Regions from separate parts of the Mus musculus genome. Here region 2 is linked to region 1. A link is a loop called in an ENCODE intact Hi-C map of the cell type or tissue named here. Cell type or tissue: left cerebral cortex. All regions are shown on one strand. Links, peaks and the distances in the headings refer to the core of each region. The heading gives the core; the rest is flanking DNA.

Region 1 (11,182 bases), core at 1,968-9,967:
ACATACTGTGCATGCCCTTTCAGGTCTGAATGTCCTCACTCAGGATGACATTTTCTACTTCCATCGATTTGCCTGCAAATCTCAGTATGTCCTCCTTCTGAATAACTGAGTAGTATTCCATTGTGTAAATGAACTACACAAGGAACAGAGCCAGCATAGGGAAAACTCACTAGTGCCTTCACCAGCAGGGCCAGCTCTAGGACGTTCAGGGCCTGGTCTCTCAAGTTCTGCAAATGGTGAGAGGCAAGGTCACTCTTCCAACTGTCACAAATGGCAAGGGGCAAGGCAGAGAGAGAATCTCTCCCTCATCCATTCCACTCTATAGCAGACAAGAGGCAGGGCCAGCTGCTCTCCCATGCTCATTCTCTTGGGATTAGTTCACCTGCCACCAGGGCAGGATCAGCTCTCCTGTTTGCCTGCCATTCCATTGCTAGCTCCATGGGGGTCAGAGGGTAAGGCCAGCTTTGCACAGCCCTCAGATATCAACATGGCCCAGGAGCAACCCAGACCAGGGAGCTCCACCTGATCTTTGGTGTCTGGGGAAGTCTCAAAAGTGCTTTGCTCTGCCTGTGTCATGTGGCACTGGGAAAGGGTTGTCCCGGGTATTGTCTGCTTGCCTGGGTCTGTGTGGTACCCAGATGGCAATTATCTAATGGGGTCTGCTCCATCTATCTTGGATACATGGCACCACACTAGGAGTTGTCAGGCTTGCTCTGCCTAGCTGAGCTCATGGTCAGGAATATGCTTTATGTTAATGAATTTACTTGTGGTAGTGAAACATTCATCCTATATTTTACATTACAATTATTAATTAATATCTCCGTCCTCTCCATCCCATTGGCTTCTTTCTTTTATGTTTAGGTAAACAGGATTTTAGGGTTTGTATTCTTGGTTTGAGGTAATTTGTATATGTATGTTTGTATGAATGCTTGTCCACATACATGTGTGCCCATGTGTGTGGAGGCCATATTGAATTTGTATGCCATTCTTCAGGGGCCATTCACCTTCTTTGTTTAGTTTTTATAATGAAAATAAAATAAAATTAAAATTAAAATTTTTGTTTGTTTTGTTTTAAATAAGAGACTTTATTTTAAAACAAGTTTTTAGTATGCATGTTCTTTTGCCATTTATTAAATACAAAAGCAAACTTGAATAGTAATGAAATGAATATATTTGTTTTACTTTTAATAAAGGTGACATCTTAATGAAATATTTGATACAATGGGACATGAGCATTTCAACATTTTTCAGAGTTGATTAGTATTTTGATTTTATAATCATCAGTACTAGGAATACTGTTTCACATAAATATGTGTAGAAAAATAGGAGAGTATGTTTTGGATCACCAGAAATTATTGAAAGTTCTTCTTTTCAACAACAACAACAAAAAGACCTAATCTTTTATTTTTTCTTATAAGGACAATATTTAATTGAGGCGGGCATACAGGTTCAGAAATTCAATCCATTATCTCAAGGCAGAAACATGGAAGAGTCTGGGCAGGCATGATGCTGGAGGAGCTGCGAGTTCTACATCTTCATGTGAAAGCTACTAGCAGAATATTGGCTTATAGGAAGCTAGGATGAGGTCTCAAGAACATACCCACAGTGACACACCTACTCCATCAAGACACACCTCCTAATAGGGTCACTCCCTGGACCAAGCATATACAAACCATCACATTCTACTCCCTGGTCCCCATAGGCTTCTTCAAATACTGGAGTCTATGGGGGCTGCACCTAAACATAGCATAATGCAAAATACATTTAGTCCAACTTCTAAAGCTCCCATAGTCTATAGCAGTCTCAACAATGTTAAAAGTCCAAAGCTCGAGATCTTTTCTGAGATCATCCAATTACTTAACTGTAATTGCCAAAACAAATCAGGAAACCAGCTGGGCAAACTCCAAACTCTGCATCTCCATGTCTGATGTCAAATCGGTCTTCAGATCTCCAACTCCTTTTTCATCTTTGTTGACTAAAATAAACTTTTTTTCCTCCTGGGCAGGTTCTAGTCCCTGTTAGCAGCTTTCCTCAACAGATAGCCCATGGCTCTGGCATTCTGAACATCTTGGGGTCTTCAAGGCAACTTTAATATTACAAGCTTCTTGTTTCAATTTTTGGGAATCCACACATGATCTTCTGGGCTTCTCCAAAGAGCTGGTGTCACTTCTCCAGCTCTGACTCTGTTGTACTCTAAGCTTAGGTTGATCCATTCCACTGCACTGCTGGTCTTGATGATCATCCCATGGCACTGGCATCTCCAGTACACTGAGGCCTTGTGCTGTAACTAAGCTTCACAAATAGCCTCTCATAGGCTCTCTTCATTGGTGCCACGACTCAACACCTTTGCATGACCCCTTCAGTCCTAGTTTTTCAACTGCAACTGGGGCTGCACCTTCACCAATGGCCTTCCATGGTTTCTCATAGTACCAAGCTTCAGCTGTTCTTCATGATGCTTTCTAGCCTACAAAACCAATACCACCTGGGTGACTCTTACACATTACCAAGTACAGCTGCATCATGAGGTACAATCTTGGCTATCTCTGGAACACAACTTCTTGTGCTCTCAGAAAACACTTCCCAGAAGATTTCTCCTCAGTGATGCTGGTCTCTTCTTAATCCTTGGTAATTACTTAGCTCCAGCTAACCAGCATCAATTGTTCCTTCCATTCTTAACTCTAGAGCCGGAGCCATATGGCTGAAGCTGCTGAGTTCTGTTGTTTGAAGAAACTAGAACATGAATCCCTTATACTATCATATTATCACTAACTTTATCCAAATCCTTCACTGCCTAAGACTGGTTCTCCCGGAACTTGTTCTTTAGCTTGACCTTGAACTCATAGACCTGTATGACTCTGTCTTCTAAATGCTGGGATTAAAGAATTAAAGGCTGCCAGCACACCTGGTCTTAAGCTTTTCTTCAACTAGAACCTGCTCTGTACTAGGCTGGCCTTGAACTCAGAGAACTGCTTGCCTTTGCCTACTGAGATTAAAGGCTTATACTATGATGCCTGGACCTAAATTTAGCTAGGTGGGATCTTGCCCCAAAGTCACCACTCCCTTAGCTCAATTTAATATCTGTGAACACAGGATTCAACTCCATTTCACTTCCTGGTGCTCCTTTATATTTTTCCTATCTAAGCTTGTTAAGCTTTTTCAAAACGCTCTTCATGAGAATTAACCAGAGAACAGAGTCTCTCTTGGGAGTTTCTGAGATTTCCTTTGTCAATATAAATAATATAAATCTCCTTGCATTAGTCTTAGGTAGACTCTTCAGACAAGGGCAAAAAGCAGCCACATTCTACACTAAAATATCACAAAAACAGTCTCTTGGCCACACGTTAAAATTCTTCTCCCTGAAATCTCTAGAGCCAGGCTTCCCATAACTCAAATCACCCTCAGCAACAAAGCCTTCCATATCCCTACTAGGATGGCCCACTAAGCCCCACTTAAAGCACTCTGCTGATTTCCAAATACAAAGTCCCAAGATCCACATTTCTCGAAATATAAGCATGGTCAGGCCTATCAAAGCAACAACCCACTCCTGGTACCAACTTCTGTCTTAGTTAGGGTTTTACTGCTATGAACAGACACCATGACCAAGGCAACTCTTATAAGGACAACATTTAATAGGGGCTGACTTACAGGTTCAGGGGTCAATTATCATCAAGGTGGGAGCATGGCAGCATCCAGGCAGGTATGGTGCAGGAGGAGCTGAGAGTTCTACATCTTCATCTGAAGGCTGCTAGCAGAATACTCTGACCTAATCTTAAGACAAAATACACTTCATGATTTTTAATAGAACTTAAGACACTAGTTCAAATGTCAGGTTTTTTTTTTTAAATCAATCTGACTGAAAAATGTGTTCTTTTTGTCTTTTGTTTCACTCAAAATGAATTGGATGACAATGAAAATGAGATTCTTACTGCACCTCCCCAGCCAATGAATTAATGGCTAACTAGTAAGCCATAGCTTAACAAACACTTACTTTGCATATCATTTTTATTTAAGTTGCTATAGCGTTTGCAGGGCAATTTGGAAACTGGATCTCTTGTTATAAATTCAGTCCTGCATTTATTATGTGACCGTATTATGTGAATAAAACTCAGCTTCCCTTAAATACAAACCACCTTGTTTTTATAGCCAGGTCCCTCACTGAGACCTGTGTCTCCAATTAGGACAGGCATGCTGGATAGAAAGCCCCTGGGATCTAGCCAGCTCTGTCCTATGGTGCTGGGGTTATAGGCATGCATCATTGTGACCTGTTTTTTACGCAGGTGCTGAGCATGGACCTCAGTTCTTCATGCTTGCACAGCAGGAACTCTCCCAGTTGTGCCATCTCCCCAGCCCATTTAATGAAATCAAATGTCTGAAACCTTTCTCTTTATGATTTTTGGTTATTTTTGTTTTGTTTTGTTTTGCCATGAAGATGAATTCTTCCCAGTTGTGATATAATAGTCTTCTATATTTCTCCCAGATGTTTAAAACGTTTGCTTTCACATTTAGTCCTTTAATATACTCAGAATATTTTAACTTTATGCTCACATTTTATCATCTTCTAGGAATCCTGCACTCAGTCCAGACCATCACCTCAGCCCTGTACTTAAGACCAGAGTGTTATGAAACTCAAGAAGAAAGAAGACCAAAGTGTGGACACTTCCGTCCCTTCTTAAAATTGGGAACAAAACACCCATGGAAGGAGTTACAAAGTTTGGAGCTGAGACAAAAGGATGGACCATCCAGAGACTGCTCCACCCGGGGATCCATCCCATAGTCAGCCACCAAACGCAGATACTATTGCATCCACCAGCAAGATTTTGCTGAAAGGACCCTGATATAGCTGTCTCTTGTGAGTCTATGCCAGTGCCTGGCAAACACAGAAGTGGATGCTCACAGACAGCTATTGGATGGAACACAGGGCCCCCAATGGAGGAGTTAGAGAAAGTACCCAAGGAGCTGAAGGGGTCTGCAACCCCATAGGTGGAACAACAATATGAACCAGTAACCCCAGAGCTCATGTCTCTAGCTGCATATGTAGCAGAAGATGGCCTAGTTGGCCATCATTAGGAATAGATGCCCCTTGGTCTTACAAACTTTATATGCCCCAGCACAGGGGAATACCAGGGCCAAGGAGTGGGAGTGGGTGGGTGGGTGAGGGGGAGAGGGACTTTCGGGATAGCATTTGAAATGTAAATGAAGAAAATACCTAATAAAAAATTGGAAGAAAAAAAGAAAAAAGAAAAAAGACCTGAGTGTTGTTTATAGTTCAGCCTAGTTACTGAATCTTTATGAAGGTTTCCCCTGTAAGTAAACACTCCCCAGTGAGAACAGCAGAGGCATTCCCCCAGCAAGCCCACCCTCCTCTAATTCCAGCCTGTATCCATGTCCTTTTACATGTGTGTCTGCCTTACAAAGAAGATGGAGTGCTACTTAATTTCCACATAAACGTATCACATTCACCGCAAGTGTTTGGTGAACTAAAGTAAGATTTATTGGTATAATAAACCAAATGCCTCGTAAAAATTAAGTGAATTTTAAAGTAGTCTCTTTTAAGAAAAATGCCTAAAAATGGTCCCAGATCAGGACAAAATATCTCACTGTGGAATGAACATCTAAAGATGAAAATGAGAAAAAAATCCTAGATGCTTGGACTTTGGGAAGCAGGTCTGCCCCGTCCCAAACTTTGCTGCTATGCAAATGAGAATAGACTGTTCTCCAGCACGCAGCCCTACTTATCCTCCAGAGCTGAATGCCTCTCGGGTTGACATTTTGAATATATACAGGAAGAAATGCCATTTTGGAAATTAATATGGAAGTTTCTCAGAAAGTTGGGACTCAATCTACCTCAAGACTTAGTCACATTACTCCAAGATATTTCAAGGGTATATGCTCTAGCCTACCACAAACACCATGCTCAACTATGCTTTGCTCAAAATAGCCAGAAACTGGAAACAACCTATATGTCCTTCAACCAAAGAATGGATAGAAAAAAAGATGTGTTACATTTGCACAATGGAGTATTACTCAGTTGTTAAAAACCAAGACATCTTGAACTTTGCAGGCAAATGAATGGAACTAGAAAAGATCATCCTCAATGAGGTAACCCAGACCCAGAAAGACAACATCGTATGTAATGTGAATATCATTCATATAGGATAATCATGTTATAACCCATGGGCCCAGAGAAGCTAAATCAGAAGGAGGACTCAAGGAGGGGATAGATGGATCTCCCTGGGAAGGAGCAATAGAATAGATATAACCAGTGGACTTGGGGCAGGTGGAGATGGCAACAGGAGGGATCAGGTTGGGAGAGGATGAAGGAAGAGAGTACTGGGAGAGACAACTGGAAGGGGGGTTCAATTCAGAGGCCAGGTAGAAACCTAGTGCGATGGAAATTCCCAGGAATCTATGAGGCTGACTCTAGCTAAGACTCCTGGTGAATAGAGTTACAGAGCCTGAACCAGTCTTCTCCTATAACCAGGCAAGACTTCCAGTGGAGGGACTGAGACATCAACCCAGCCACAAAACCTTCCTCCTACAATTTGTCCTGCTAGCATGATGTGCTGAGACAAAAGTGACAGAATTTGTGGGAGTGGCTAATTTGTCTAGCTTGAGACCCATGCCCAGAAGAGAAAGACCATGGATAACACTGCTTAGAGAACCAGAATCCAGAGGCTGGATATCCCAGAGATCTTGAACAGAGACAAAATTGGAAAAAAATAAATAGATTAGTGCCTAACCCAATTGTCATCAGAGGGGCTTCATCCAGCAACTGATGGGAGCAGACACATAGCCAGACACTAGATGGAGCTCAAGGAATCCTGCTGAAGAGTGGAAGGAAGGATTGTAGGAGCCAGAGAGGTCAAGGACACCACAAGAAAACCTCCAGAATCAACAAATCTAGACTCACAGAGGCTCACAGAGACTGAACTGACAATCAGGGAGCCTGCATGGGTCTAACCTAGGCCTTCTGTATATATATTATAGTTATGTGCCTTGTTGTTTTATTGGGAGTCCTAACCAAGGAAACAGGGGCTATTTCTGATGCTTTTGACTGCTTTTAGGACACTTGTCTGCCTGCTGAGAGGCCTAGTCCATCTGTAATATGGGGGAGTTACCTAATCTTATTGCAACTTGAAATGCCATGTTGGTTGACATCCCTGGGAGGCCTGACCTTTTCTGAAGCAATGTAGAGGAGTGGATAGGGAAAGAGGAGATGGGGGAGGGGAGGATGGAGGAAGGGGGAACTGCAATAGGGATGTAGTATATGAGAGAATAAATTAATAAAAGTATTTACTTGAGAGTTCAGAGACTGGGTTGAGGGGAGCGGGGGTTGTATTGTTTGTGTTTGTGTGTATAATATTTTCACCTATAGGCTACCCTCCAAAACTTACATTCCCACAACAATCTTGATGTTTTTATAATGCCCGTTGGTTTGCTTTAATCAGTCAGCACTCAAAGTCACTCGAGCAAACTGCCTACTTGAGCTGGTGACTGGGTAAATTCAACAGTCTTTTATATGCTCCAGAGTTTCTTATCTCAGACACACCATACTCTTACTTCATGCCCTGTGACAAACCCTTGTGACTCTCCTCCTTGGAAACAGCAAGCCCTCAACTGGTAAGAACTGGTAAGAAATCAGCTTTCAGAAACCGGAGTCGGCTCTTAGAACCCTTGAGATGAATGGAGGATAAAAAGGCCAGGCTAAGACTTGGCAGGGCTCTAAAAGCGCTAATTGGAAAGTGAGCACTAGAAAGATGGTGCACAGCCTTGATTTCCTAGGGTGAGAAAAAAGAAAATACACAAGAAACTAAGTGGGAACATCAAGATCTAAGTCACACATGAAAGAAAAGGGGGTTTGTTTTCTTTTGACAGTGTTGTCATTCTGATCCTAGCACTGGCTGTCACTATTCATAAGAATAAGCAATTCAGGATTAAAAGATTTTATTACATGCATATCTCATGAACCCCCCTCAACTCCACAATGTGCCAACTGAAGGAACAGGCCAGTAATTTGGGATTTATGCTTGCTAAGACACTCAGGCCCTGCTATATATACTTCTACAAAATCCTCTTGTGGTAAACAATCCCTTGATATTATAAGTTGCATTTCTCTGAATATTACAAAGAATAATGTGTTTCTTATTTTGTCTGGTAGCTGTAGTTTCCAATAATTTTTCCATTTGGTAAATAAGAACTCAATGCACCCATGTATATATACTGAAAAAGAGCTTCCCAAAAAATGTTTCCAAGAACAGATTTAAAGGCTGAGTGCCAGTGATAATAATAAATCTCTTTCAGGAACTAACAAAAACCATATATACTGTTATTGCAACTAATAAAGGCTAGTTTTCAGGACAGAGACATAAACCAAGGTTTGGTTCATTTTTCTGTTTTCCCCTAATGTTCTTTAATTCTGAATTTAATATCTTATTAAAACAAATACATGTACTGGTGTCCCAGGGCTAATTACTATAGCAAATTAACACAGAATACATTGCTTAAAATAATATAAATATTTTCCTTTCATACTTTTGGAAAACCAGAAGTCTAAAGTAAACTATATGGAAGGTCATCTTGCTCCCTCTGAATTTTTTAAGAAAGGATGCATTCTTGTTTCTGGTAGAATCGTGAAGTCTCTGACCTGACACTGTATTAACCAATACACTTGAAGATAATCATATCTATAAGAGTTCTAATTACCTCTGCAAAATGGACAGGGATTTTAGTTATTATTCAACTAAGACCATCATTTCAAGACTTTGATGAGATAAACATCAAGTATCTAAAATATCTATGATCAAGGACTGCCCTAAAGTGTGTGTGTGTGTGTGTGTGTGTGTGTGTGTGTGTGTGTGTGTGTGTGAAAGAGAGAGAGAGAGAGAGAGAGAGAGAGAGAGAGAAAGGTGCATGCACATTGTGTATATATCCACACATGGATAACAGAGGTCAACCCTGGTGTCATTCCTCTGGATGGTATATACTTTCCTTGGTTTTGTTTGAAGACAGGATCTCTTGCCAATTCAGATAGGCTAGCTGACCAGTGAGTCCTGCAGAAACTCCCATCTCTGCCTGAACCACCACATCCAGATTTTTTATATAAATATGAGGTTGGTCTGGTACTGCTCTGTATTCAAATACTAAATACTGGTCCCTAAGATCTGGTTGCCCCCAATGAGGAAATTCTCACACTCACCAGCTTTTGTTGTATGAACCTTGCTCCCCAATAATTGCTAAAGCCTGTGATTGGGCAATAGATAGGGGAAGGTTGAAGGCCAAAGATGTCGACTGAGAAAAAGAAGAAAGGATTTGGAGAGAGGAGGAGGCTTCCATGAAAGGAGATGGACCATGGCAACATGACCAGGAGAAACAGCAAGAGACAGGGACATATGGCTGAAGCATAAGTTAGAATTGCTCCAAACCTACCCAATCTAGGCTCACAGCTTGTAAATAAAATACCTGGATTGTATTTTATAAGGGCTAGCTAGAACTTATAATTCCCTTTACACACGTAAGTTCTAGGGTTCAAGCACAAATTTTCGTACTTGCGGTATGAGAACCTACCAATAAGCCATGCCTCCAGCTATGTCTGCAGATAGATCAATAAGCATAAGGGTTGGTGAGACAGAGTAAAAAAGGTGTCAGGGATACATGGGAAAGTACACAAGTTAGAATAGATGAGTGAAGCAATGAACATGAAGAAATATTTTTAAAAATATAAAATCTCCACCATGTTAGAGAACTTCTTCAGACTCCTCAAAATCCATTGTAACACCATCCATACCTCTAAGAGCATCAGATAAAATCCCATCTGCTGTCCTTATTGGTGTCATGGTAAAGATGCCTCCCGAGTAGCACCACCACTATAATTAATAATCCATAAGTGTTTGCTACAACCCTCAGATTCGATGCAAAAGAAACCTTAAGTGAAGCCATAAATGGAGAGAGAACCTCACTGCGTTGCATTCCTAAACATTCTTTGTTTCTAAAGAGCAAGTGGGAAAACAAGGGTGGCAAGAAACCAGGTTAGGCAAAATAGTCCGGGGGTTTTGAGTAGGTTGAGACAAAAATAATTGCGGAGATGTGTATACAAGTGCAAGACTTCAACTGGAAACAAAAGTTACCCGAGGACTGTTTACACTTGGTCGTTCTCTACTTCCCTTAAATTCACAGACCACCGTTTTCTCAGTAAAACAAAATCAGAAGCACCACAGGCAGGGGTAGGCTGAGGTTTGTGAAGAAGACAGGAAAGCAGATGCCAACTGCTGGGCATTAATAGTCCATAAATTGAAAGCATTTAAAATAGTGTGTCCTGACTGCATGGGGCATGCCAGCACTGCAAAGAAGCCTTAATTACTCATCACTGTGAAGGACCTTTGACTCTTCACAGGTCTGCTTGGCTTCCAGGAAACACCTTATCCAGCTCGGAGAGCCGGAGAGCCTCCAGCTGGGTGAGCTAGCCAGCTGTTTCTCAGCAGTAAAGAGAGGAAGGGCGGGACTTGATCACCTCAAATAATGAGTTCTTCAAAGTTTCTCATTACCTCCTTTCCTACTAAAATCCTGTTTAAGTTGCTCCCCGGAAGCTCACAGTTTAGCCCAACAGTAATTACCTTTGCACAAAGAATAACAGTCCTGAGCTATTGTCGAAATTAAGGGCGTATTACTTCTTCTGTATTAGACATAAGTTCATCGCAGCTGTCTCTGTGGAAACAGAGGCACTGGTCATGGATGTTCCTATCCACATTATGCAAAAAAGAGGAAAAAAACACATCCAAGCAGAACAAGATCTCCATTTTGCAGTTAATCAACTATTATCTCAGAACATTCCTAGATGCTTCTCTTGGTTTACTCAGACTCTCAAAAGCAGAAGTTTGAAAATAAAAGGAAGCCACATGTCTAGAATAAATCATGTGTCAACTAGAATGTATTTAACAACAAATGACACTTTATTCTTAATTTTTAATTTTTGAGATTGTACTAAAAATCACATTTCTCCCATCCTTTTCTTCCCTCCAAGCTCCCCTAAATACCCTTCCCTGTACTGCTTCCAAATTCATGGCTTTTTCTTGCATTAATTGTTATTGCATGCATATATAGAGATGTATATATGTTTCTAAATACAACATGATCTGTCCATATAATATTGCTTTTAAATGTTTTAATTAAAAAAAAAAGCTTATCC
Region 2 (11,182 bases), core at 1,897-9,896, 350 kb after region 1:
CTGTTTTGATTGTGAAGATTCTGTAGTTCTGGTTAGCTGGGGCTGAAGAATCAGCTGTCATTAACAAGATACCAGAACTACTAATGCAAAAACTTTGCATTACTGGGACTATTGATGCTGGTTAGCTGGAGCTAAGAAATTAGCGGTGATTAAGAAGAGACCAGCATCATTGAGGTGACATCTTCTGGGAAGTGTTTTCTGAGAGCACAGTGGCTGTGTTCCAGATATAGCCAAAGTTGTACATTGTGCTGTGGCTGGACTTGGTAATGTGTAAGGGTCACCCAGGTGGTACTGGTTTTGAAGGCATGAAGGAGTTGAGCCGAGCAGCTGAGGCTTGGCACTGTGAGAGGCCATGGAAGGCCATTGGTGAAAGTGCAGCCTCAGTTGCAATTGATGGCCCAGGACTGAAGGGGTCATGCAGTGTTTTGGAGATGCCAGTACCATGAGATGACCACCAAGAGCAGCAGCAGCAGTTGAGTACAGGCATCTGGAGCCTAGAGGATGACGCCTGTGCTACAAAGGGCCTGGCTGGAGAAGTGACCCAAGCCCTTGGAGGAGCCCAGAAGATCGTGAGTTGGATCCCAGACATTGGACGGTTGGAGATTGACTTTTGCTTTTGATTGTGACTGTGCCCTGATATTTTCCCTCTTGAAGGAAGAAGTTGTTTTAGTGGAGCCCACAGTTAAGAGACTTTTAATTGTAAAAAGACTTTGGATTTTAAAAGAGATGGATATTTTAAAGAGATTGAAATTTTAAGAATATGTAAAGACTGTGGGACGTTTAAAGTTATTTAGAATGGGGAGGAATAAGATTGTAAGGGTTGAGGCTTACTAGTGATGTTTTTGTGTGTCAAGTTGACAAGGGGTCAATTGTACTGGCTAGTGTTGTGTCAACTTGACACAGCTGGAGTTATCACAGAGAAAGGAGCTTCAGTTGAGGAAATGCCTCCATGAGATCCAACTGTAAGGCATTTTCTCAATTAGTGATCAAGGGGGAAAGGCCCCTTGTAGGTGGGACCATCTCTGGGCTGGTAGTCTTGGTTCTATAAGAAAGCAGGCTGAGCAAGCCAGGTGAGGCAAGCCAGTAAAGAACATCCCTCCATGGCCTCTGCATCAGCTCCTGCTTCCTGACCTGCTTGAGTTCCAGTCCTGACTTCCTTGGTGATGAACAGCAGTATGGAAGTGTAAGCCGAATAAACCCCTTCCTCCCCAACTTGCTTCTTGGTCATGATGTTTGTGCAGGAATAGAAACCCTGACTAAGACACTGGGTACAGAAAGGGCTCAGGTAGTAAAGCATAAGGACTTGAATTCAGTTCCCTGGACCCATGTAAAAAGGCTGTCTCAAAAAAAATTAGTAAAAAGTGATCGATGAAAACTCTTAGCCTCCATATTCATACATGTGCACTCGTGTGTGTACATGTGTGCTTATGCTCATACCAAAAAAAAAAAAAAAAAGGCATTCCAGGGCAAGGTCAAATCTTTGGCAATCCCCAAGGTCAAGAAGTCCTCACTCTGCATCTGGAGCCTTGGCAAGCAGTTTAAATGTTTCCCTGGGACCCTGAAGTCATCCTAGCAGGTACCCATAGAGGCCGTCCTAGCAGGTAGCTACAGTGTTGTCCCTTGGTACCCAGATAAAGAAACTAAGACTTATACATAGATAAGGGTTTGAACTCAAGTCTTGTCAGAGTCTGATCTGTTAACCAATAAATCCAACTCAGGAATCAACACCAATGAGAAAAAGAAAAGGCCCTGTGCATAGCTGCCTGGAAAGGAGTGACCAAACGGCTTACAATCTTGAGAAGATAAAATGCAGGCTGTCACTAATTGTGGTGGTTTGAATAAGAATGGACCCATAGGCCCATATACTTGAATGATTACCCAGGACAGAGTGGCTCTATTTGAAAGGATTAGAAGGATTAGGATGTGTGGTCTTGTTGGAGGAGGTGGGCCAGACACCAGTACAGGCTAGTTTTCTCTCTGTCTCTGACTCTGTCTCTCTCTGTCTGTCTCTCTCTCTCTCACACACACACACACACACATACACACACACACTCACTCTCCTGCTCTCTCTCTTGCTTTCTCATTCTCTCGCTCTTGCTCTCTCTTTCTCTCTCTCTCTCTTGCTCTCGCTCTTGCTCTCTTGCTCTCTCACTCACTTTCTCTCTTCCTCTCTCTCTTTCTCTCTCTAGCTCTCTCTCTCTCTCTCTCTTTTGCTCTCACTCCCCCTTACTTATGGATCAGAATGTAGATCTCAGCTACTTCTCCAGTACCATAGCTTCCTGTACCATGCTCCCTACTAATGATAATGGACTAAACCTCTGAAACTATAGGCAAGGAAACAATATTTTATTTAAATTTAGCCTTATTTTATAAGAGTTATCTTGGTCATGGTGTCTCTTCACAGAAATAGAACAGTGACTAAGACACTAATTCTTCTAGAACAGTGGTTCTCAACCTTCCTAACATTGTCACTCTTTTATACACTTCCTCACATTGTGGTGACCCCCATCCATAAAATTATCTTCATTGCTACTCTATAACTATAGCTTTGCTATTGTTATGAATTGTAATGTAAATATCTGATATGCAGGGTATCTGATATGCAAAAGGTTCATGCCACCCTCAGAGGGGCCATGGCCTAAAGGTTGAGAACCACTGTTCTACAACACATGGTGGAACCATCCCAATGTACCCAAGTAGCATTTTCATTCTAGTAAGCAAATAAAAATCCTAAGATGGTATAAATGAGAGCTAGGTAATAGTTGTAGCAGGAACGTCCATCCGGTGGAGCTGCCTCTATGGAAACACTGGGGGCCGCACAGCCACAAAAGAATCTCCTGAAGGAAGAAGACCTAATTGAAGACCGCCTGAGAGACCAAGGATTGCTGGTGCAGCTAATACCAGCCAATCAGGAACTGCTGTTTAGAAGAGATGACCAATGGGGCGCAGGTGGGGGGTATGAAAGGAGCTTGCAGCTGTGTTCAGAAGAGTTTGCTGCCGCGTTTCTCACCTGCTCCCAGAGTCTATGTCTGTGTCGTTGACTCTGTGCCACCTCACCTCCAACCCCCAGGTAGGGTCGGACTGCTAGTAGTCCAGGACATGGGCAACAAATAGTGACTGGGAGAGAAACAAATAGACAAGGGTGGGAGGAGGTGAATGTGGACTTCGCTTCACGAAAAAGCCTGTTGATGTCATCGGCCAGCTCAGACAGGCAACAAGGCAGCCTCTTGCAGCGTGTCCAGCCCCAGGGTAAGCCTTCACAGATATCTGCTGTGAGGCAAAAAGGACTCTCCTGGAGAGAAAGAGAATTAAAGATGCAAAGGCCAGAGAAATGCCCAGGTAAGGAAGGCTGGAAAACCTCCAGATGGCAAAGGGTCAGAGAGTTTCCTCTGAAAGGGGGAAGTTTCATCTCTTAAAGAAATGGTAAAGATGAAGCAACCGCAAGAGAAGACTTTACAGACGGGAGGTAGGAGGAGTGAGGAGCCTCAGGCTAAGAAAGGGGTGTCAGCAGCATCCCTTCCAAATTTACCAAGTGACTTCCCTGCTCAGGTCTCCCAAGGCATCCGGGAGAGAATTTTACTGGAGCAGCCTCAACTCAAAGACTAGGAGTCCCTGAGCTAAGCCACAGAGTGGGGACCTAGCTCCAGGTTGGCCATTGGCTTGTTTTGATTTGGAGAGAGCCCATTCCCCTCTCAGGGGCTCAGAACTTCCTTTGCGAAGGACTAATCACCCAGCTTAGGTAATAGCATGCGCCTGAACAATTCCAACAGTGCAGATGGGAGGATGCATATCTATTTCTCTGGATTTTCACAAACCGAATGTACAAGGGAAGGAAACATAACTAGTAACTCGGAAGGCTCTCTTACTGCCTTCCACTTAACAAGCAAGCCAGAGTCATCCGGAAATAAAAATAACTACCCTTCACATCTGTCTCACAAGATATTATGTCTGTGCTCTTTAATTTTAAAGTCGCTGGGAACTTTACATTTTAATTAATGAGCCGTGTTTGGCAAGACAGTGAGAAGCATTTCTACCAATTAGCATCAGGTCAACTCTGTGTGTGTGTGTGTGTGTGTGTGTGTGTGTGTGTGTGTGTGTGTGTGCTCTAAATATACACTTGTAGTGCAGGTGGGTGAATAGTGACCCCTTTTCTCAGTTGATACACATGAATCCTGACATTCTACCATCCTCGATTTCTGCCATCTCATCGGCAAGGGGCAGCTAGAATTCAACGCCAGGTATTCCTTGACCCAGTCATGACAAATACAATTTCCCTCCTAACCGGATCACCAGAGTGCCACCTCTGCTCGCTAGGACTCACAGCCAAGTTTGAAAACAGCAGCTGCCTGCATGACTCTGGCATCGACCATCCGAGGTGAGCAGTGTATATTGCCTCTCGGATTCCAGCCCAGTCTCCAGGGTCGGATTGCCAGCTGAAATTCCTGGCTCCGTCATTCCCTGGCTGTGCAACCTTGAACGTGTCACTTCTTTGCTCTTGGCTTTAGCTTTTTGTTATGTGGGATAGGAGTTTTTAAATGATGGAATGACACTGTAGTATTTTTTTAAGGACCTAGACACTTAGGAGGTATTCAGCACGATAAATGATTGCAATGCTCTGCCTTTCTATGTGCACTTTACAGAAAGCCCAGGGCAGTAGGCCAAGGCCATGTACTAGATAAAGGTGACCGAGTCTAACACCCACAAGCTTAGTACCTGTGTCCTTTCAGAATCCCTGAGTCACCTGAGGAGGGCTGAGCAGGAGGCCAAAGCTGACCTTGGACAAGAAAGAATTCAGATGTCTAAATGTTCTTTCTTAGAACGGGCACCACACCAGGAGGACCAGAGTGGCGGAGACAACTCAGGATCAGCTTGATGAAGGCTGGGCATGGTCCTGGGGCCTAGGTGGGAACAGTTCTAAAGATAGATACGAGAGCCAAGGAAACTCTTTGGGCACTAAAGAGGTGGGCATGGGGTGAGCAGAGCCAGGATGTCATGGCAGCAAGGCCAAGATTAAAGACAGTGGCTGATCATAGAACGAAGGCAACCCACTGGGTGGCTGAGGTCTCAACAAAGAATTATGATTTTGTGGGGTTTAAACCCAAGGCTGCCGAGGGAAAAGCACACAGCAAAAATACAGAAACGGACTGGGGGTGGGCTCTGGGGAAGTACCTCAGTGATTAAGAGCCCTTGCTGCTCTTGCAGAAGTCCAGAGTTCAGTTCCCAGCACACATATCAGGCAGCTCACAGCTCCCAGCTCCCTGTATCTCCATCTCCAAGAGACCCAACACCCTCTCCTGGGTCCCAAAGGCACCTGCATAGCTTTATGTAAAGGGGAGATGGTAAGACAGAAAACACTCTCTTCTTCCGTTGCAGGGAATGGAGGCCACCCCGGGTGTCCCATTAGTCTCAGGGGAAAGCAGAAAGATGATATTGTTGATGGTGACAATAAAAGGGGGCAGGAAGCAACGTTGTCCGACTTTCCATCATGGTGACGGCCACACCCAGAGCCAAAGATGGTCTGTCCTCCCCGCTAAACAGATTCATCCGTTACTGGGGCAAATCCAAGTCAAATGAAGTGTCAGTGTGAGAAAGCACCAAGACCCAGCCAGGGCATACTAGAGAGGTTCTACAGTCGCTGCCCAGGGACAGTTTACACCATAAGCCATGTACCACAGCTGACACGCACTGAGACCAGCCCAGTGTGATCTCTGTTCCCATCATACTACGCGCGAGGCTCACCTGAGCCAGCGCTCCAGTCCAGGTTGTTAAGTGAGCTCTCCTCTCCTCCTGCCTACAATCTCGGACTGCGTACACTGAGCTTTCAAGGGACATTGAGTGGCAGCCATGTGACAGTCCCTGTGTCAGAAGAGATCTCCTGGGGTCCTCCTAGGGTCCCACAGAGTTTCTGTAATTCACCTCTTTCCAGACCTGCCGGGAGTCTCTGCTCACTCCAAAGAACCACACTGCCACCTGCTGGCAAAACACGTAGGTGCCTGAGAGGCTAGGAAATTCCCAGTGTCTGTCTCTCTTTGGGCATGACATCTTGACCCGGGAAGGTTTACCCTATACACTGCGGGAAAACAGCGCCCTGTTCACTTTGGCTTTCCTGCACCTCCTGGGCTTTCTTCTCTTGTTGAGAAAGGTGTGGCTTCCACCACCCAACCCCGCGCTCAGGGCATTTAGTGAAGGAAAGAGCCTGGCATACAACTCATCCCTTCTCCAAGAAGACGCACTATACAACAAAACACCACAGCACAGCACACAAGGGCAGCCTTAGTCAAATGCTCTATTGCAAAGGTTTTTATGTTTGTTTCACATGTTAGTAAGTCGGGACGCAACTTGCTGTCAGGATGACGCCAGGTGAAAACCTTTGATATCTGAGAATGTCAAGAAAGCACCATTGTGCTGGTCAATAGGTAGATGGCACAGTATGTGAACTACATCTCAGTAATGCTGGAATGACATTTTTTTTTAATGTCTCAGGTTGGGTTGAAAGACATGGGTGTGGACTGGTGAGATGGCTCAGTGGTTAAGAACACCAACTGCTCTTTGGAAGGTCCTGAGTGCAAATCCCAACAACCACATGGTGGCTCACAGCCATTCGTAATGAGATCTGACACCCTCTTCTGGTGTGTCTGAAGGCAGCTACATACTATATCACATACTATAATAAATTTTTTTTAAACTTAAAAAAAAAAGACATGGGTGTGCGCAAGGCTCTAGTCCACAATAACATGATCTACAGATTATTTCCTTATTGGGGCCTCACAATCAATCAGGAGATGGGACCACTAATCTCCATAGGGAACAGGGGACTCAAAGGTTTGTGCTGCCCAATGGCACACTGTGTATGGCACGGCTCATACACAGTGAGATCTGCCCTGGAACATGTTCCGAATCGCTGCAATTCTCTCTCGCTATGCACTTGCTATGATTATCATGAAACACTTCGATCAAATTTTCTCTAGTAAGAGGAAAATAAAATTTTCTCTTTTGAGTTAAAAAATATATATATATTGGGACAGGGAGCTGGAGAGTTGGCTCAGCAGTTAAGAGCATCTGCTGCTGTTGCAGAGGATTCTGGTTTTAGCCCCCACATGGTGGCTCACAAACATCTGTGACACCAGTCCCAGGGGATCTGATGCCCTCTTCTGGTCTCCTCAGGCACCAAGCATACATGTGGTACACATACAAACATGCAAACAAAATATTCATACACTTAAAATAACAACATAAGTTTAATTTAAAAATAAATATTAGAACTGGGATTTAATAATAACAACAACACATAAATTTTCCCAGTGTGTGAAAGGCCCTAGAACTTCTCAACAATGAAAAAACATATACATATGATAGGTAGGTATATTAATGATATATAATTAACACAAGATTAGTAGGCAGGTAGATCACTAGACAGATATTGTGATATAGAAAGCAACCAAAATTCCCTTCAGTTGGTAAATGGTATAGGAACTGATATGTCTATTCACCTGAATATTATTTAGTGATTGGGGGAAAAAAAGCTACTGAGCACTTGACCATTATGCACAAAACCTTAAGTGCAATCCTTATCAAGACAGACAGAGAGACGGACTTGCAGAGATAGAGACACGAAAATTCTATCAAGTCACAGAAAGACATGGATGAACATTAAGCACATGTTGCTAATGAGAGCGTCCCATCTGAATGATCCACATGTTATACGACTCCAATTGTGTGCCATCTGGAAAAGGCAGATCTTTGGAGACAGTAAAAAGATCAGTGGTTAATTGGAGCTTGCAGGAAAGACGTTGGAGAGACTTGAATAGATGGAGCTCGGGGGATTGTTTTCAGGTAGTGAGACTATATCTGTAAGACACTGTCGTTACACCTTTATGGCACGAGGCACTTATGAAAACCCATTGAACCTTACAGAACCAAGACCAAACCTTAATGTGTGAAAATCTGAATCAATAAATTAAAAAGTCAAGGGGATGTAAGATGGGGTGCAGAATGTGACCTAACAGCCTTCAAAGGGATGAAACCATCACATCCGAATGAGAAGGGAAAAGGTTGGGTCTAAGCCTCTTCAAAACTGAAGACATGGAGTTATAAGGCAAGCATAAGAGGGTACAACCAGGGACAAAGTCACCCAGACTATCAGCCACAACACAGACACTAGAGCCAAACCATCGAGTCACATGTACGGTGAATGCAAGAGAGCCAAGCTTCCCGCCAACGGGGGAGCCAAAGGGGAAGAATCCTGACGTCAACCGCAAGCTTCACACACACACATATATACCTACACACACATACACACACATACACACACACACACGAAATGCTTAAAAACAAGGATAGGTTACACACACACCACCTACATTCAGATGCTCACAAGGTTTCAACTCCTCCTTAAAACTGGATTTTTCTCTTTTAAACATCTGGAGATGGTAGTTCCTACCAGTTGTATAATGGAAACCCGTTCCCTCCTCCATCCCTGTCCAGTCCCACCAGCACTAACTCCATGCCAGTGCAACTTTTTTTAAGCCTTTGGTCTGTTAATTTTTAGCTCAGATACCAAGCCTAAGATAAAAATGTATCCTAATAAGTTACAATAAAGCCTTTGGGACTGTCATCCCACTTTCTTGACCCACTGTTGCTGTGAAAATGTCTGATGGCAATTTTGTATTTTTTCTCATGAATGTGTTCTATGGGTATCCTGTTAAACTTCTAAAGGGCTTCTTTAAAGTCCAGCGATTACCATATTCTGTGCTATTGGACATCATTGGTTTATTTATATATTTGTATATATTTATATAGCTGTCCCTTTCAACATGTCATTTCCAACTTTAATTCTATAATCTCAGGAACGTTTGCTTGAACATTTTCAAGTATTTGTTCTGCTCCTTTCCTTTTGTTTCCTTCTTTGGAGGAACCTGTATAAATGTTATTGTCCGTCTGGGTCCCATTCTCTCTGTGTTTCTGAATCATGTGACTTTCGTGTGTTTGGTGTATGCTGGTGCATAGGCACCCACAAGGAGGACATAGACCTCAGTCTTTTAGTCAGGGTCTCTCACTAAACTCATTGGTCATCAACCATCAGGGAATCGTCTCGTCTCTGCCCCACAGGCTGGAACCGAACCGCAGGCACATCCTGCCCAGCCTCCCTTTAGGTGTGAGCTCTTCACTGACAGCTGTAGGACCTCCCCTTTTTTCTGACTTGCTACATTTCCTCCTGTCTTTTCCTGTTTGCTTAAGACACTGTCTGCTCTGCTCCTTCATTCTCGGATCCTTGTGAGCCTGTGGCTCTGAAATGTTTGCCATCTCCTGTTCGGGTCTATCCTCGGCAGTATCTCCTGTTTATTTTTTCAGGTCTCTTTGCTGAGGGGCTTTGCCAGGCTGGTTTCCAGGGTTCTGGCTGCAGCAGCTCCTGCCTCTCTCCCACATAAACCCACACACCGAAGTAATGTGCAACTGTTTCTTGTTTTGATCACACCTCTCAAAACAGCTCTTGGAGACCAAGCTCCCTGTCTGTTTCCAGGCTGCCTGAGCACCCGGCCGCCTCCTCCATCTTCCTCCACCACCTCTGGAGAGAACAGCAGTGCTCCTCCTCTCGGACAGCACCTCTGTTTGCTCTAAATCTTATTCCTCCCTGCCTTTCAGTTTTGCTATTCCAGCCTCTCTGTTTCTATAGCGATTTGGACTCAAGACTATGGCAAAAGTCAGAACCTACATTTTTAACTCTCGGTCCTGTGAATTTCTTGGTTTTTTTTTTGGGGGGGGGGGTTATATTTGATTTGGGTTTCTGCTCAAGTCCCGGGGTGAGCTGGCCAGCACCCCAGTGTCCCGAGAGAAAACCACACCTGATGCAAACTGCAAGAGGTTTTATTATCAGCTAGCTGAGGACGAAGTCCCTCCACCTTGTAGGGCAGGGGAGTTTGACCTCGAGCGGTGACAGTAGGGGGCTTTTAACAGCTAGCTGAGGAGTTGGGAGGAGAGTTTGTTTTTGCTTGGTTTGCTTTTGTGGGTTTTTTGGGTGTTTGGTTTGGTTTGGTTTGGTTTGGTTTGGTTTGGTTTGGTTTGGTTTGGTTTGGTTTGAAGACAGAATCATTCTACACAATCCTGGCTGTCCTGGAACTCACAATGTAGACCAAACTGGCCTCGAACTCACCAAGGTCACCTGCCTTTGCCTCCCCAGAGCTGAGATTAAAGATGTACGCCACCACACCCCACTTTGCTATGACTTTCTTAATGTCCTATTCTGACTAGCTAGTGACCACAGCATGGGCCTTAGAACTACCAATCAGATGCTGAGGATGGTGCTCAGTTGGTAGAGTTTGCTGTTACTGTAAGACCCCCCGAAGCTGGGCCTCCGATCAAGTCTCGGGATGAGCTGGCCAGCATCCCAGTATCCCAAGAGAAAACCACACCTGATGCAAACTGCAAGAGGTTTTATTATCAGCTAGCTGAGAACGAAGTCCCTCTGCCATGCAGGGCAGGGGAGTTCGACCCCAAGCAGTGACAGTAGGGGGCTTTTAACAGCTAGCTGAGGAATTGAGAGGAGTTGGGAGGAGATGGGAAGAGTTCTTCTCTTCCGGGTGTCCTTGGTGTAATTTACAAGGCAGGAGTGGGGAGTGGGTTCTTTCTGAATTTTTATCTCCGTGTCCTCAGCACAGGAAGGCAGGCATCTCTGGTTGTACAGTATAGAAACAAAAAGGCTTTTTGCTGGCTATAGAGAACAAAGAGCTTCTTTCTAGCTGTATTTTTAGAGATCAGGGAAAACAAGCTTGGGGAACGTCCAGGGGCTTTACCTTCCAGGGAGAAACGCTCTAAGTCGGGGTCTCACATTACAAACATGAGAACCTGAGTTCGAGTTTCCAAGACTCACATAAAAAGCCAGGCATGGCAGCACATCCCTGTACTGAGAAGTGGGCACAGTAGACCACCCAGTCTAGCTGAATCTGTGAGGTCCAGGCTCAAGGAGACCCTGTCTCAAAGATGACTGTGGAAGATTATAGAGGTCATCAGACAACGGCCACTGGCTTCCACAGAACACACCTATACATACACATGAGCGCGCGCGTGCGCACACACAATAGAAACTGTCACATAAGAGTTCTTCCAGAACCAGTACTAACCTCCCCAGATGCAAAGTGCTCAAACATGGAGAAAGGCTGAGTCTCTAGGTCACCAGTAGGATGAA

What was found. Peaks named below come from ENCODE experiments on the same cell type or tissue, not always from the same donor. Only the 100,000 strongest peaks of a DNase experiment are listed, where the experiment ranks them.
Region 2: a loop joins it to region 1, with 9 times the contacts of the local background. A loop is called at or near these places in 7 of 42 quality-filtered maps.

The regions. Positions count from the first base shown.
Region 1 is chr19:52,616,891-52,628,072 of GRCm38, forward strand. No RefSeq gene overlaps it. Among named protein-coding and RNA genes, the nearest start is that of Gm41860, 230 kb to the left of the region's middle. In left cerebral cortex, for the core only: a CTCF peak has its summit at 6,804 (motif pointing right); DNase peaks (open chromatin) are centred at 6,871 and 7,688; H3K27ac peaks cover 1,028 bases.
Region 2 is chr19:52,970,044-52,981,225 of GRCm38, forward strand. It overlaps a transcript of Xpnpep1 not described here. Among named protein-coding and RNA genes, the nearest start is that of Gm41861, 29 kb to the left of the region's middle. In left cerebral cortex, for the core only: CTCF peaks have their summits at 5,986 (motif pointing left) and 7,164 (motif pointing left); DNase peaks (open chromatin) are centred at 3,265, 3,446, 5,972 and 9,474.